2 separate regions of the Homo sapiens genome follow, and region 2 is linked to region 1. A link is a contact called in ENCODE Hi-C or POLR2A ChIA-PET data. All regions are on one chromosome and are shown on one strand. Each heading gives the region's core, a stretch centred on a gene start or an enhancer-like site at or near the end of the contact. The rest is flanking DNA. Distances are from core to core; before and after follow the strand shown. Region 1 holds the start of MALINC1 (mitosis associated long intergenic non-coding RNA 1). Region 2 holds the start of GNPDA1 (glucosamine-6-phosphate deaminase 1).

The links. Hi-C counts contacts between places; a loop is a spot of excess contacts on that map. ChIA-PET counts read pairs that join two places held with the same protein, here RNA polymerase II (POLR2A). Pooled maps may share reads with other maps.
Region 2: a loop to region 1 is called in a pooled map, with 4 times the contacts of the local background. The contact joins the promoter of GNPDA1 here to the promoter of MALINC1 in region 1. A Hi-C loop is called at or near these places in 4 of 50 pooled maps. POLR2A ChIA-PET finds 5 or more read pairs at or near these places in 2 of 52 experiments (B cell and T-cell).

The regions. Positions count from the first base shown.
Region 1 is chr5:140,106,596-140,110,144 of GRCh38, forward strand. MALINC1 (mitosis associated long intergenic non-coding RNA 1) reads right to left here and starts at 1,417. Exons shown (of 4, transcript NR_102741.1): 1 at 814-1,417. LOC124900193 reads right to left here and starts at 2,674. Exons shown (of 4, transcript XM_047417990.1): 1 at 1,189-2,674. The coding sequence starts at 2,390. The coding sequence ends at 1,464. RefSeq lists enhancers at 517-616, 1,727-2,228 and silencers at 1,147-1,216, 1,247-1,306, 1,317-1,576.
Region 2 is chr5:142,011,142-142,014,920 of GRCh38, forward strand. GNPDA1 (glucosamine-6-phosphate deaminase 1) reads right to left here and starts at 1,886. Exons shown (of 7, transcript NM_005471.5): 1 at 1,854-1,886; 2 at 771-900. The coding sequence starts at 894. RefSeq lists silencers at 1,011-1,070, 1,742-2,011 and a cis regulatory region at 3,153-3,425.

The sequences.
Region 1 (3,549 bases), core at 167-2,666:
CAACTGACTTACATTTTGATAACTAAATTTTCATCTGTAAAATGGGAGTAATTATACCTTAGTCCTACTTGCCTCGCAGGCTCAACTAGATATGCTTCTGGGAAAGATTCTCTAACAAGTGAGTTTAAAAGTCTACCACTGCCTAACAAAGAGGGATTTTGTGGTATATTTGCAAAGTAACTTCAAAACAAAATAGTTAAATAGGTTGAGGCAATGATTAAGTTTTCCTAAATCACAGTTTGACTTCTCGGAGGTCTATTTAAATAATGATAAAGATGATAAATGCAGTTTTTATTTTGCTGCAGTTATTAGCTGATCCACGTTCCATCTACGTATTCAGTGTTGCAGGATGGAGACGTGACAGCGTAGAAAGCGAGCAAAAGCGTTACCGTGCACCAAAAATCTTGTCAAACTTGATACGATTTCAAGAAGACTGTCTTAAAGGACATTTTATAATTTCACATTTAGCCCTTGCATAGCATTTTATGAAAATTAACTTTTACCCTTTCCCCCTCGGCCCAAGGAAGTCGCATTCCCTCAAAGGGGCCCGGCTTCAACATATTACACTGCGTGGGAGGCTGGGCAGCAACCCCACGCTTCCTGTCAAGGATTCCTGGGGCCAGAGCCTGAAAAGTGCTCTAGCCACTCTTCTCTATGCTAATTCTGTCCTTCCGACCCCTCTTGGCGGGTGTCTGAGGGCCAAGGTGAGACTTTCCCCGGAGATGAAAGGCCTATTGCCTCTTCAGAGACCCGGGCGGAGTTGGGGCGGGGGTGCCGCGTGATAGGGTGGTAGCAGAAGTCGCAACGACGCACAGGGCCCTAAGTTGGAGCTGGCGCAGGCCCTTCAGGGTTCTATCCCCGCCAGAGCCTGGCTTCGGCCTTCAGAAGCCAAACGAGTAATAGGTCCTTCTGGGGCGCTGTGGGCGGTGGGTGGAGGAAGTGTGGGCGGAGAGGCCACAGACATCCCCCTCCTCAGACGCGCCCCAAGGCCTGGCCCGCGGAATGTTGACGCGCCAGGAGCCGATAGGGCGCGCTCACGCGCGAGAAGGGGGCGGAAAGAGCGCGCTCGGCGGCCGCCGCGGCGGCAGCTAAAACGGAGGGACGCGAGAGCGAAGGGCGCGAGCCACGGAGTTGGGAGGAGGGGTGGGGAACGCGGAGCGCGCGCTGACGTCGCCTGGAGTCACGCACGGAGCGCCGGGTTACGCGCCGACGTCTGGCTGCCACGACTTGCCGTCTGCGGCGGCGGCGGCGGCGGCGAGCGGATCCCGCAGGGGAAGGAGGAGGAGGAGGGAGAGCCAAGGGGGCTGTGAGTGAGCGGGAGAAGCAGGGTGTGAGCCGGACTTGCCCATGGGAGGGAGAGCGAGCGAGAGCCGAGCCAGCCATCCGAGCCGCCTCCTCCTCCTCCCCTCGGCGTCCCGCCCCCGCCCGCCAGCCCGCCCTCCTTCCTCCTCAGCCCGCAGAGCCTAAGTGAGGCGCAGCTCGGCTAGCGCCGCTGTCCAGGACAGGTGTGCGCGCGCGCGCCCTCCTCCCCTCCCCCCTTCCTCGCGCCTGTCTCGCGCGCGCCCTCCCTCCCGCCAGCCTGCGCCCTCCCTCACCTGCGGCAGGACAGCGCCCGCCCGCCCGGGTAAGCCCCTCGCGACCTTCCCTGCTGCCACTGCCACAGCTCCAGGTGACGCTCGCCCCGTCCCCTTTACTTGCTCTCTCAGCCCAGGAATAATTATAGTACCATTGCAGACATCCCCGCACCCTCCCTCTTGGAGACCCAGGCGGTGCAGCAACGTTCTCTCCCACCCCCCGCAGCGAGAAACGAATGAACCCCCTCCTACTTTCAAAAGAGAACAAAATAACACGCCCCTTAAGAAAAGAGGCGATCCTACCTCCGCAGGCGCTGGAGACCACCAGTGATGCGTTTGCTTAGCAATCCCTGAGCCCCATTTCCCCTGGCCGCCTTCGCCCTGGGGCCTGGGACTGTGCGCTAGACGTGGCTGACACTCCCTGCACGGCAACCCTGGAAGGAGGGAGAGGAAGGAGAGTTCTATAACCCAGGCTTCACTGCCAACCCCTCCTCTGTTCGGTTCCCCCCACCCCACTACCACCAAATGCATACACCCGCCCAGGATGCGTTGTAAAAACAAAACAAAACCAGGAAAAAAAAAAAAAAAACCTTTGGTGCTGACATCGCAGATGAAGCCGGGCCCAAAGATGGGTGGCCCGAACAAGGCATTTTTACTGCCCCACAGCGCTGGGTCAGCTCCACAGCTCCTCTGCCTTTGTCCGAGGGCAAAAGGAACGGATGTGAAGCTGAGGGGTCTTCTCTGTGAGCGGCGGTGGGCCCCGGAGGCGGGCTGTGATGTTTGTAGGGGAAGGCACCCAACCAATATATCTGCCATAAACCTGAACTTGGGTTGGAGAGCCCCCAGAGACTGGCTGGGGTAACTGGTTCGTAGCTGTCTACCCCGGAATAAATGCCACCTTCTTTTCCGCGGTGTCTGCGGGACCCTCTGTTGGGGGTTCTAATTCGTTTTGGCCTGGGCTCCTTACATTTCTGTCCGGCCAGGCGCTTTTGGACAGCTTTTCGCAGCGGTGTCTAAGCTTGTGTTCGGTGTCCTTGGAAGGGAGGTCCCAGAGCTTTACAATAGGCTGGATTTGGTTTGACATCTTTTGGTGGACTGTCAAAGGGGAAAGGAAATTTTTGGATTACTTCAAGATCCCCCACCGCCCCCGCCCAACTGACGTTTGCGAATTGCGGCTTTGGAAATTGGAGTGTTGACTAGAGTGTGGAGAGAGAGTTGCTGATTTCATTGCTTTGAGTACTAGTAAAACCATTTAAGTATCAGCCGGAAGGGAGACAGCTATTGACATTTACATCGGTTCTGTTTGGACCTTTGGGGTACATAAAATGTCGGGTTCTCTGAATTTTTTATCGAATTTAGAATGTCTGCTACATTTATTTAACTTCTGCAAATGCTTAAAATGAAAACATTTTGGAAATGCGAGGATTTTTATCAAGTGGATTGTTCTCTTCATATATTAAATGTTTACTTCATATCTTTAATCCGAAACATTAAAATAGCATTGAAGAGGCATGATTTTCAAGATTAAGTGAGCTATGGAAAAGGAATACGCTTTTAAAGAACGATCTGGGAAATGCTGTTACTATTAGTCATTGTTGTTGTTAAATGTTAAGATTTATTTGAGAGTTTCTCAATTTTTTTGGTAGACAGTCATGAGAAGAAATGGCTAATTCCTCCACTTTGAACATTTACAGTACAACATCCCAGTTAGTTTTAATGATTTGGGTATTGAAGATAGTTGTCTGGTTTAAGACTGGTATTTAATCTAAGTATCACTTGAAAACACAAGCTCTAATGTTCTTTATTTTGGAAATTTGTGATTTTGTAAAATATTAATCAACATATTGTTTCTATTAGGAACTCTATAATCAGAAGGGTTTACTACCCAGAGGTAGACAACCTCTTTCCAAGTCTATTTTATAAATGTGTGTTGATTTTTACTTTATAAAACCAAAACTGAATTAGATTATTTCAG
Region 2 (3,779 bases), core at 636-3,135, 1.9 Mb after region 1:
TTAAGTTGTTGCAACAGAGACTATATGGCTAGTGAAGTCTAACATATTTACTACTGGCCATTTACAGAAAAAGTCTGGACTGCAAGGAAGACCAAAAAAAAAAAAAAAAAGGAAAAAGAACAAGTTTGAAGACCCCTCCAACACACACACACACACATAGACACGCTAATGGATGGGTCAGGTAGGGCCACTAGGGCAAACCCATCCATCTCTGAAAGAAATAATCAGGACATTTGTCTTGAGGAGCTGGGGTCAAAATATCTTTCTGAAAAAGCAACATTTTGATTTTTTCCAAAAGAAATTAGAACTGTTTTTTATTTAGGTCCTGTGTTTAATTAAGCCTTACAGAAAATTACCTAAGTGACTATCTTTTCAATTCTCCCAAGGATGGTACTTAGCTGGTACCCCTCTAGATGCAGAGAAGAGAAATTAATTCATTACATAAAATGAATGCCTTAGGGTATCAGGACTTAATTCTGTTAAGAAACCCTGGTGGACAGGGCTGACTTAGGATGTAGCCTAAAAATCAAATTCTTCCTGCCAACCAAGATCCCTTCTGCTCCAGGATTCTGCAGGGACAGGCAGCGACTAAACCAACCCATAAGGGAAGCTGGGTCCTTTGTATGTGGAAGGGGCAGGAAGGTGCTCTCTCAGCACCAGTACCCCAGAGCCCCCGTGAAGTCCCTTGGCTGAGTGAGCCGGTGTACCTGGCCCCTGTTGCCTACTCTCTCCACCCTTATCCACGGCACCCTCTCCATCCAAGAACGCACCAGTGGGGAGCCCCAGGGTGAAGTACTTCTCTGGCCCTGGGTTAAACTGGATGATGCGGTTCCTGATGTATTTAGCCGCCCACTCGCTCGCCTGAGAATAGTGCTCCAGGATGATGAGCTTCATCTTGTCCTGCAGTGGGGGAGAGGGGATGACAGAAAGGAATCAATGGTAAGGGGCAGAGAAAGAGATGGAGGTGGTGGGAGAAGCTTCTCTTACCCAGCAACAATCCCCTTCCCAAGCTGTCTGAGCCAGGAAAAAGGCCTTTCTATTCACAGAGGAGCTAAGAGGCTAGGCCAGTCGTCTCCACCACCCACAGACCACGAGGAGGCGCCACTGGGGGCAGATCTGGGTTCTAATCTCAGCTCCTTCACTTACCACCTGCAGGACCTCGGTCAAAGGACCTAAGTTCTCTCTGAGCCGTTTCCTCCTATGTAAAAATTGGGACAATAGTACCTACTTCACAGACTTCACGACGGGTAATATGAAATGAGAGAATGCATGTAAACAACTTAGTATTTTCTACGTTGGCTGTTACCATCCAGATAGATGCTCGGCTCAGCCCCGCCTCCCTCATCCCTGCCCCTACCGGAACGGGATACCCTACCCCCTCCCCGCCGTCTACCCCAAGACTCTTCCTCCAGAAGTAGAGAGGTCATGGGATCATGCTGGGCCACTAGAGCAGGTGGGGCAATGAGCTCTGCCTGGGGAGCTGTGTGCTCTCTCTGGACTAGCGGAGGGGTCTTCCTACTGGCCCACCTTGCTTTGCGAACCCCTCTGGGTCTTCAGTTTCCCCCAAAGCACAAAAGGGAAAAGGTAATCGCTCCAGAAGGAGGACATTTTGTTCCCCCAGCACTGCGGTTAGTGGGAGTGTGAAGGAAAGAGGCGAAGGTGGCCCGCGCGGTCGTCGGTGGGGTACAGCGTGTCCCCCACCCCCATTACCACCCCATCGCCCCTCCGATCCCTCCTGGAAAATGTGTGAGGGCGGCTCCCCGGGGTCCCGACCCCGAGTGCCGTAGGGCTGGGGCAGCGCTCCGCGCTCCGGCCCGCGAGGAAGGTCCCCGCCAGCCCTGCTACCCACTTACACGGACGCCTCCCGCGGCGGCTGCAGCGACTGCGCCGGCGGCCCGGCCCCGCGCGGGTCACGTGGCTGCGGGTCACGCGGCGCCGCGTGCGCCGCCCGCCGGGCTGACTCAGCTTGGCCGCAGCTACCCGGACCGACTCTCCCAGGTGGAGGAGTTCCGGCCACTCAGTCCCACCTCGGTCCCTGGCCCCGGCAGGCCCTGGAACAGACCTTAAAAAACACTTTCCCTTGGGAGGCGGGGATTCGAGTCTGGTTTGTGTGTGTGTGTGTGCAAGAGGAGGGAGACTTGAGGGGCGCCGGGTCGCCCCCAGGAATACAACCCCCTGGACCTTGGGGCTGGGGCCGGGGGGTTTTAGTGCAGGGGTTGAGCTGGGGGCAGGCAAAGCAGAATCGCTTCCTCAGTCTCCTAGGGTTGGGCCTGGCTCTGCCTTCAGTTTCTTTCTTTGTTTAGATGCCATTTATTTACCCAAGTATTAAAACTTGTGTTGTTTAAAGTACAATTGGGCTTTTTAATGTCCTTTTTTAAAGATCAAACTTTGCAGCATTATATAATAGAGAAAAAGGCAGGCCCCTGGTTTCCCCAACTCCCCACACCAAGATAACCATTGCTTAGTTTAAGAGTACATTCTGAATTGCTTTCTTTGAATATGCTTACACTGTTATTTTACATAAATGGGAACACATACACATGAGGCTTATATATATCAAGGCTCGGATATTTGACCTGCATTATTTCACTTAATCCTTATTAAGCTCCAGTGAGGTAGGTTTGCCGTTACTTTTTAACAGGTGGAGAAACTGACGCTTGGAGAGAAAAATTAACTTGGCCAGAGGCACAAGTGGTTTCCCTTGTGCCTTCAATTCAGGGGGATCTGTCCAAATCCAAAATCCATGCTTTTTACCGCTAGCGGGCACTGCCTCCCAGCTGGTATGACTGGATTTGGGACGCTTCCATATCAGAAAAAGAGATCCATCTTATTCTTTCCAGTCAACATTAGAGTGTTCCAGACTTCTAGGGACACTTGGGAACTTTCCATGCGGAGGCTGGAGGAAGGACTTGAGTGCTGGTCATCAGTAACATCTTCCATTACATAGGGTTTTGCCAGAGCTTTGTGCGCATTATTTCATAGAATCCCGCCCAATCGTCAGATATGATTACCGCCATTTTATTGATGTGGAAACTGGGGATCAAAGGCGTACAGAGACTTGTGATATATGACCTCATAGTCTGACATCCCGGACTTTAGTCAGTGCTAGGGAGCAGTGGTGAGACCTTCTGAATCAGCCTAGTTTTCCTCCAGCAGCAAAAGGCCAAAGGAATCCTGGCTTTATGCCCACGGGACAGGGCCTTCCTCAGTCAGCCGGGTGGCCACGTTCTGCAATTCTGCTGAATCTGCTCACTGTGGACAGCCCCAGGCGCTCACCCAGCCCTTGGGCCCAACTGCAGCTCCAGACCAGCTTGCTAGGGGTAGGCTTCATCTGGTGAGGCCCTGATGAGACCAGATGGTGGAGCTGATACCTTTACAGTGTGGGGGACTTGCTCTTTGCCTCAGTGTTATTTTGTTTTGTTTTGTTTTGTTTTCCAAATCCTGAGAGGCTGTGAATGGCTCGGTGTTGGTGTAGTTTTTGTTTATTTTTAAATTCAGTCAGAAATCTTTTTTTTTTTTTTTTTGAGATGGAGTCTCGCTCTGTTGCCCAGGCTGGAGTACAGTGGTGTGATCTCTGCTCACTGCAACCTCCGCCTCCCGGGTTCAAGCAGTTCTCCTGCCTCAGCCTCCCGGGTAGCTGGGATTACAGATGCCCACCACCATGCCCAGCTAATTTTTGTACTTTTAATAGAGATGGGGTTTCACCATGCTGGCCAGGCTAGTCGTGAACTCCTGACCTCAGGTGATCTGCCCGCCTTGGCCTCCTAAAGTGCTGGGAT